3 separate regions of the Homo sapiens genome follow, and all the other regions are linked to region 1. A link is a contact called in ENCODE Hi-C or POLR2A ChIA-PET data. All regions are on one chromosome and are shown on one strand. Each heading gives the region's core, a stretch centred on a gene start or an enhancer-like site at or near the end of the contact. The rest is flanking DNA. Distances are from core to core; before and after follow the strand shown. Region 1 holds the start of SEC23IP (SEC23 interacting protein). Region 2 holds the start of WDR11 (WD repeat domain 11). Region 3 holds the start of GRK5 (G protein-coupled receptor kinase 5).

Evidence for each region. Hi-C counts contacts between places; a loop is a spot of excess contacts on that map. ChIA-PET counts read pairs that join two places held with the same protein, here RNA polymerase II (POLR2A). Pooled maps may share reads with other maps.
Region 2: a loop to region 1 is called in a map with no recorded cell type, with 9 times the contacts of the local background. The contact joins the promoter of WDR11 here to the promoter of SEC23IP in region 1. A Hi-C loop is called at or near these places in 3 of 37 single-sample maps with no recorded cell type and 11 of 50 pooled maps. POLR2A ChIA-PET finds 5 or more read pairs at or near these places in 2 of 52 experiments (GM12878 and activated T-cell).
Region 3: a map of dorsolateral prefrontal cortex shows a loop between it and region 1 (13-fold over the local background). The contact joins the promoter of GRK5 here to the promoter of SEC23IP in region 1. A Hi-C loop is called at or near these places in 2 of 168 maps with a recorded cell type or tissue (both dorsolateral prefrontal cortex), 1 of 37 single-sample maps with no recorded cell type and 11 of 50 pooled maps.

Annotation. Positions count from the first base shown.
Region 1 is chr10:119,891,389-119,894,100 of GRCh38, forward strand. SEC23IP (SEC23 interacting protein) reads left to right here and starts at 1,342. Exons shown (of 19, transcript NM_007190.4): 1 at 1,342-1,557. The coding sequence starts at 1,395. RefSeq lists enhancers at 57-568, 569-1,079, 1,080-1,590.
Region 2 is chr10:120,849,976-120,852,687 of GRCh38, forward strand. It overlaps WDR11 (WD repeat domain 11), which reads left to right and starts at 1,387. Exons shown (of 29, transcript NM_018117.12): 1 at 1,387-1,531; 2 at 2,549-2,660. The coding sequence starts at 1,446. It overlaps WDR11-DT (WDR11 divergent transcript), which reads right to left and starts at 1,204. Exons shown (of 3, transcript NR_033850.1): 1 at 719-1,204. RefSeq lists enhancers at 1,029-1,573, 1,052-1,171, 1,332-1,801, 1,574-2,117, 1,812-1,871.
Region 3 is chr10:119,206,175-119,208,886 of GRCh38, forward strand. It overlaps GRK5 (G protein-coupled receptor kinase 5), which reads left to right and starts at 1,397. Exons shown (of 16, transcript NM_005308.3): 1 at 1,397-1,795. The coding sequence starts at 1,744. It overlaps GRK5-IT1 (GRK5 intronic transcript 1), which reads left to right and starts at 2,247. Exons shown (of 2, transcript NR_186528.1): 1 at 2,247-2,476. RefSeq lists enhancers at 94-143, 164-273 and silencers at 614-1,443, 1,654-1,723, 1,774-1,823.

The sequences.
Region 1 (2,712 bases), core at 92-2,591:
TATATTTTCCTTCAAAATCTCTAACTATGAAAGATGACAATTATGTCCAAGTTATCCACAGTACCTCCTGGATTGAAGTAAGTCAGCTTACTGTGGATATAGAAAGCTATCTAAAATGTCAGATCTCTAATTTCAATGCCCTGGTTTCTTTTTTTTTCTTTTTTTTTTTTTTAAGGAGACAGGGTCTCGCTGCACAGTGAGTGGCAAGATCAGGGTTAATTTGGCCTCAAGCAATATTCCCGCCTCAGCCTCCTGAGTAGCTGGCAATATAGGTGCTATGCCACCAAGCCCGGCTAATTTTTGTATTTTTAGTAGAGACGGGGTTTCACCATGTTGGCCAGGTTGGTCTCAACCTTCTGGGCTCAAGCTATCCTCCCGCTCTGCCTCACAAAGTGCTGGGATTGCAGGCCTGCGCCATGGCGTCTGGTTTGATTTCTCTTTTAAATATTTTTTTTGGCCAGGCGTGGTGGTTCATGCCTATAATCCCAGCAGTTTGGGAGGCCAAGGCGGGCAGATCACGAGGTCAGGAGATTGAGACCATCCTGGCCAACCCGGTGAAACCTCGTCTTTACTAAAAATACAAAAAATTAGCCAGGCGTGGTGGCGGACGCCTGTAGTCCCAGCTACTCGGAGGCTGAGGCAGGAGAATCGCTTGAACCCGGGAGGCGGAGATTGCAATGAGCCCAGACTGCACCGCTGCACTCCAGCCTGGGCGACACAGCAGACTTGTCTCAAAACAAAAAACAAAACCAACCAAAAAAACAAAAAACAAATGCAAAACAAAAAACAACAAAAATAAAACGAAATATTTTTTTCTCCCTATGGATTAAACACTTAAAAAATGTTTTACCACTTCTATTTCTGGGTCAACCACAATGTTCGGTTCCATCCAGAAAGACAAGTGGGTTTTGGAGAGGGTGTTTGGTTCCGCCTAGCATGCGAATTCCCATTCCCGCACAACGCTCTTCCTCCCTTCCTCCTTCCGGTAGCGTCCAGCAGGATTCCGCTGTTCCTCCAAAATCTTTGTCAGGAGAGCCATCCTGACGGTACCTTTAGGAAGCCCATAGATACCCGCCACAACCTGTGACTTTCAGGGTCAATTGCGTCTCAATTCGCACGTCTATCCAGAACCTGCGGGGACCACGTCCCCATCCTCCCGCCCGGCCTCCGCCTCCGAGGGTGTCACGTGCTAGACGCGGGCGTGAAGACAGTGTCGCCATGTTGATATCTGGCGTCGCCGTGTAGGGGAAGGGAGAGGGCGGCTGACTAGCTACCCGTAATTTCGGCTCCTGTGCGCAAGTGCGGAAGTGCGCTGGCCAGGAGCGTGATCGGTTTCCGGTCAGTGGTGTGGTACCGGGTACCCGGAGACGTGTATCGGACGGTGGGCCGCAGCCATGGCCGAGAGAAAACCTAACGGTGGCAGCGGCGGCGCCTCCACTTCCTCATCGGGCACTAACTTACTTTTCTCCTCCTCGGCCACGGAGTTCAGCTTCAATGTGCCCTTCATCCCAGTCACCCAGGCCTCCGCTTCTCCGGCCTCCCTGCTCTTACCGGGAGGTAATAAGGGGAGGGCGGCCCCGTGTGTGGTGGGAGGCGGGCGGGGGACGTGCAATGACAAAGGTCAGACGGGAGTTTTTCCTTCTGCCTCGAGCTACCCTCTGGATAGCTTGCCAGGATCATTACTGGCCAGGTTTGAGTGGGTCGGGGGCTTTGGGATCTTGGAGGTGGCAGGTGATGAGACTTGCTCTTCACGGAAACCCCCTGTTCCGAGTTGTCCAGAGTGCTGGACATTCATTCGTACCCTGGCATTCCGCAAATCTTTGCTGAATACCCGTTGTTGGTACGCCAGGTGCTGGCAGGAAATGCAAATAAATTAAACAGTGGCCCTCTCCTAGGGTACAGTAGTCTGTCTCCCACTAGGAGACTCCTAGGATACGGTAAGATACCTCCTAGGATGGACTGTGCCCCTCTCCTAGGATACGGTACACTGTCTCCTACTAGGAGATTGTTGTGATACAGTACAATATCTTCTAGGTTACAGTAAGATATCTTATAAGATGGACTGTGCCCCTCTTCTAGAAGCCTGTAATATTTGTGAAGTAGACATATACAATGCATTCCTTATCTTTTTTTTTTTTTTTTTTTTTTTGAGACGGAGTCTTGCTCTGTCGCCCAGGCTGGAATGCAGTGGCGCGATCTCGGCTCACTGCAGCCTCCACCTTCCAGGTTCAAGTGATTCTCCTGCCTCAGCCTCCCGAGTAGCTGGGACTACAGGCGTCTGCCACCATGCCTGGCTAATTTTTGTATTTGTAGTAGAGACAGGGTTCCACCATGTTGGCCAGGATGGTCTCAATCTCCTGACCTCAAGTGATCCGCCTGCCCTGGCCTCCCAAAGTGCTGGGATTACAGGTTTAACCCCCCACCCATTCCTCATCTTTCAAGACAATACATCACTTCTTCCAAGAAGCTGTTTCTTGTTCTCTTAGGCCCCCACTCCTATGTGCACTCCTAGCTCTTTTTTCATATTTGTATTATTGTCCAGGGAGATTGCTTTTTGATGATTATGTAGCATTGCCCAGAGCATAGTGTTTAAGAGCACAGACTGTCTGTATTCCAGTCCTTGCCCTGCCAGTAACTTGCTGTGTGACTGTAGGCATTTTACTTTACCTCTCTGTGCTTCAGTTTCTATGTATGTGTAGCCTCACAGAATTG
Region 2 (2,712 bases), core at 137-2,636, 960 kb after region 1:
CACTGTAGGTTCCCACGCCACCCCTAATCCCACTTGAAGCAGCCCTGAGAAACATCACCCATTCTCTCTCCATACCACCCCCCAAAAATTTTCGCCGCCTCAACACTTCAACACTATTTTGTTTTGTCTTATTAATATAAGAAGGCAGGAATGTCACGCCTCTGAGCCCAGGCCAGGCCATCGCATCCCGTGACTTGCATGTATACATCCAGATGGCCTAAAGTAACTGAAGATCCACAAAAGAAGTACAAACAGCCTTAACTGATGACATTCAACCACTGTGATTTGTTCCTGCCCCACCCTAACTGATCAATGTACTTTGTAATCTCCCCCACCCTTAAGAAGGTTCTTTGTAATTCTCCCCACCCTTGAGAATGTACTTTGTGAGATCCACCCCTGCCCACCAGAGAACAACCCCCTTTGACTAATTTTCCATTACCTTCCCAAATCCTATAAAACAGCCCCACCCCTATCTCCCTTCGCTGACTCTTTTCGGACTTAGCCCACCTGCACCCATGTGAAATAAACAGCTTTATTGCTCACATAAAGCCTGTTTGGTGGTCTCTTCACACGGACGCGCATGAAACTAACAATGTATTGGGGAGAGAAACACACATCTGCAAATATCATTGCTGAAAAGAAATCATTGCATTAAGTGCTATAGTTAAAGCGTATAAACCCAACACTGAACACAAAGGAGGGAAGGACTGGGTCTGACCTGGAGAGCAGCAGAGGAGAAAGTGCGAAATGAAAGGTACCCAGCAACAGACAAAGGGTCACACTTGGCCCCAGACATAGTGCTTCTTCCTCAAGTGCGAAGGGAGTATTGCAAACACCAGATATGCAGTGTTATCTGTATTTGGAAATTGTTTATATTCAGGCCATTCACTTCATTCAGTCTGGCAATTTCATTCAATTAATCTCATTCATTTCTTAATTAATCTCATTCATTATTCTCTGTAAACTCCACGAGAGCGGAGACTTTGTGTCTTCTTCATCGGTAGATCCCCCATGCCTACTGGCACTAGTAGTTGCCCTAAATTCACTTATCAAAGGCAGCAAGAATAACTGGGACTCTTCTCTCTTGCTTTTCACGATTTCCAGCAGGGCACAAAGGCCTACAGTCCCCACCTGAAAAAAACAGACTTGACTGGAGGCAGCGCCTCTTCTTCCAAATACAGCCCCAGCTGACGCAGATTAGCACAACCGCCTAAGCGGCGGAACTCTGGAGAGTGCGGAACCTAGGATCCTAGGAAACTGAAGGCAACGGAACCTGGGGGCGATGGAATCCGGGAGCGGTGGAACCCGGAGCCTGTAGAACTTGAATCTAGAGGAACCTGACAGCGGCGCCGAGGGGGCCACCCGGACTCTGTTTGGAACGGAAGCACAGTGTCCGCCGCTTCCTGGTTGCGGGTCAGCGCCCAGGTCCTGGGCTGGCCGCCGGGATGTTGCCCTACACAGTGAACTTCAAGGTGTCGGCGCGCACCCTCACGGGGGCCCTCAACGCCCACAACAAGGCGGCGGTGGACTGGTGAGGACGCCGAGCTTCCAGGTCGCCAGGATCGGCCAGGAATGTGTGAGGGGGAAGGGGGAAGGACAAGAGGTTTCACCCCCTGGTTAGTTTGGCCTCGCTAAGGCAGGGAGCCGCCCTCACGCAATGAGCTTGCTTTCAGTTGGTGGATTTTTGTTGTTACAAAAGTGATAATAGCCCCGTGTGGGAAATTCCCCCATGCAAATACATTTCCCCTCTTTCTCGCGTATTTCTCTGCTGTTTTCTCTGCACCTCGCCCTTTTGCCGTTCCATTCCTCTCTCTTTTCCTCTCCTCCAGCTTCCAGGCTTCTCTCTCTCCACCATTAATTCCCTGTGCACTTTCTCTTTCCCATCCTGTCTTTTCTTTTTCGTTGTCTTGTATTCCTGTTGTCTTTCAACAATGTGCCAGACCCTGTGCTAGGCGCCTGTTCTTTCACCTGTCCTTTTCACCTCTTTTCGGGCTCCTCCTGTGTAGAACATTCCTGCCTTCAACAGGTCGTCTTTATTACTCTCTCCTTTCACTATAAATTACTACTGCAGCTCTGAAAACTACTCATTAGACAAATGTAAAGCAAAATTCTGTGGCTGTGGGATGTTGTTAGGAGGACTGAAACGTCTTGTGCAGTGTTTGTCGTTTTATTTAGTTGGAAGGACTAGGATTAGTCGCAGTATCCCCAGGCACATTGTGGATACTAAGGATTAGAAATCGGATAAGCGAAAGACGTATGCCTACAAGAACAGTCAGAGGGCACAAGTTCCTTTTTATGTCCTCGGGTCTCTATTTTCATATCTTTTAGAACTTTTTTTATCCGAATGAAAAGTGAATTTCAACAAGCATTTTAAGCTTAGCCAGATCTTTTATTTAAGTGGGATAATGATAAATACTGGCCTTTGGGTTTAAATGATTTTATTAATGGTGGTACATATGAATTAGACTTATCATTTATTTAGGCTTGGCAAGAAAGAAGTCGTCCTGCTTTGTTCTGTACTTAAACTTTAACATTACTGTTTTGCTAGGGGCTGGCAAGGTTTAATTGCTTATGGATGTCATTCACTTGTGGTAGTGATTGATTCCATTACTGCCCAAACTCTTCAAGTTTTAGAAAAGCATAAAGCTGATGTTGTAAAGGTAAGTAAAATCCCACTTTGACGCTAACATGTTGTCTAGTCTAAAGTTTAAT
Region 3 (2,712 bases), core at 147-2,646, 690 kb before region 1:
GAAAGCAGGTAATCTTGGGTTGTTACAATCAGTGACCAGACCAGTTTCCAAGGCCTGGAAGGTTTATTGATTTCTTTATATTCTCCAATGCATAATAACTGTTCTCTGTTTCTCTCGGCACCTCCCTGCGACTTCCTGGCAGCCCTGGGGACAGAGGGTTTCCTCCTTCTGGACAGAGAAGGCCCAGAGTCGGCTTCTGAACGGATATCCGGCCCGCAGGATGCAGAGGAGGCAAAGGCCTCATTGTTCTTTGGGGCCTGCCTGCCCCGCCCCCAGCTGTAGGACACTCGTGGCAGATCCCGGGTGACCGAAGACAGCCCATTTCCAGGAGTGGGGCCTTCGGAGCGGAGGGAGCAAGGAAACGGGGCTGAGCACAGACCTGGAGTCTGATGTTCTGAGCATAACACTGGAAGGAGCTAAGAGCCCCAAAATAAATAAGACCGGAATTTAAAAACGTTAATCCCACGCCGGCTTGGCGCTGGCCTGGCTGTTACTCATTAACGCTCCCCACGGCGGAGACTCCGGCGACTCCGTCTGCGTTTTTATTACTTAATCTGGCTGGGTTTGGCTGCAGGGAGGCTCGTGGATTTGCTGGCCGGGTGTGCTGGAAGGCAGTTTATTCACAGAATAAGCAGCTTCCCACGCTGGACCCTGAGCCCCAGGCGCCGTCCGCGTAGACCCCGCGCCGCGCACCGCGGCCGGCGGGGGGCGCTCGGGTCGCACCGAGAGCAGCGCGGGCAGCCAGCGCCGGGTCGCAGCCGACCCGCAGAGCCCTTCGCGCCCTCCGAGGAAACAAAGTGCATCTTTGTCCGCGGCCCGAGGCGCCGCGTGGGAGACGCTGGGCAGGGGCCAGGCCGGGCCGGCCGCCGCCGCGTGCGGGGACCCTGGGCGCGCGTCACTGACCCGGGACTCAGACCCTCGCGGGCCTGGCGCGGACCGGAGGAAGCGGGCTGTGGCGCGCGGCCGAGCTGGCAGCCCTCCCACTCCGAGCACGGCTCGGGACCCGCACTGGCTCCTGCCGGGCCGCGGCGCTTCACGCGCCGTCACCGGGGCCCGTGCACTCCGCTTTCCGGGCTGGCGACGGGGCGGGAAGGGGGCAAGCGGGAGCCTGCGGGGGGGTGCTGGGGACTTCGGCTTGGCTGGGCCGCCTTTGAGTCGCCTGTCGGCCGGGCGGTGCCCGCCTTCGCTTTCGGTGCCGTCCCGGGGCGGGTCCTCGCTCCGACAGCCGCGCGCCAGCCCAGCTCAGCCCCGGCGCCGCGCGGCCGGGAGGACTCCAGCTCCCAGCAGGCCCCGCGCCGCGAGCACCGAGGCAGGAGGCGCGCCTGGGCCGGCGCTTGCGCAGTGCGGCCGCCCGAGCCTGCTAGTACCACACCCCCGGGAGGGACTGAGGGGAGGCAGAAGCATCCGAGGCATTAAAGCATCCGAGGGAGCCGGAGGGGAGGAGAATGGAGTGACAGAGACACGCGGAGGGTGGGGGGTGGGGGGGAGCGTGTTGAGGGAGGGGGGAGGGGGGACACAGAGGGAGGAAGAAGCGGCGGCGGCGGCGGCGGCGGCGGCGGCTCCTCTTTGCAGAGGGGGAAACTCTTGGGCTGAGAGCAGGAATAATGCGGTAGGCAAGGCGGGCTGCTGGCTCCCCCGGCTCCGGCAGCAGCGGCGGCAGCCCGAGCAGCGGCAGCAGCAGCGGCAGCACCCCAGGCGCTGACAGCCCCGCCGGCCGGCTCCGTTGCTGACCGCCGACTGTCAATGGAGCTGGAAAACATCGTGGCCAACACGGTCTTGCTGAAAGCCAGGGAAGGTAAGAGGCAGGGCCGGTACGTGCCCGGCGCGTCCGCCGCGGGCCAGGGTGCGGGTGTCGGGTGGCGTGCGGGCTGGGGCTGCGCCCGTGCAGGATGCCCGCTGCCGGCGAGTGGGTCGCGAGCAGGACACTTCGGAGAGCGGCTCTGCAGACCCTTCAGGGTTCCTGCCTTGGGGCTCAGAGAATCTGGACTTGGGCTGAGAAGGTTGCAGGGATTTGGATGCTAACATATCTCCTAGTTTCCAGCGCTCGCCCTGCAGAGCGTGCCATCTCGGCAGCTGTTGAAAGGTCAGTTGGAAAAGCATTCATTCGGGGAGCGACGAGCAAACATGCACATAAAATAGCGTTTCAAGTCGGCCCGGGATGGTTCTGTGTGAACTGGTGTGTGTGTTCGAGGGGCGGGGGTGGAATGAGCAGAAGCCAAGTCTTTGCCTGCGCAGGCTGAGTTGATATAGACTATTGCTGGAAACCATCCGCTGGGATGTTTCTTAGGGAAATCCCGTCGTGTGGAAGGAAGCCTTTTAAAGGCAAAGTCAGATGTTGAGGAATTAGCCTTTTCATAGAATTATCAAAGGATGGCTGTACAGACCACCTAGAAAATAATTCAGTATTTCAGGTTTTTCTTTTCTGGGAGTGTGATAACTGAAATTGTTAGATTTTGGCTCAGTTAAGAAAAGAAAGGTAAGTGTGCTGGTGCTTTAGATACGTTTTCTATGCAAATCATTAGATTTCCTGCATTTAGCTGGCAGGAAATATTGTCTAAATGGAGTGTGTAAGATCCTGAGTCAAACCCTAAGAACGCATATTTTGACTCTTCCTTTTGATGAAAAACAGAAAAAAGGGGGGGGAGGCAGAAACTTGGGTGCTTCCTGAAATGATTGTGTTGTGTCCATGTAAACATATGTATTTAGGAATAC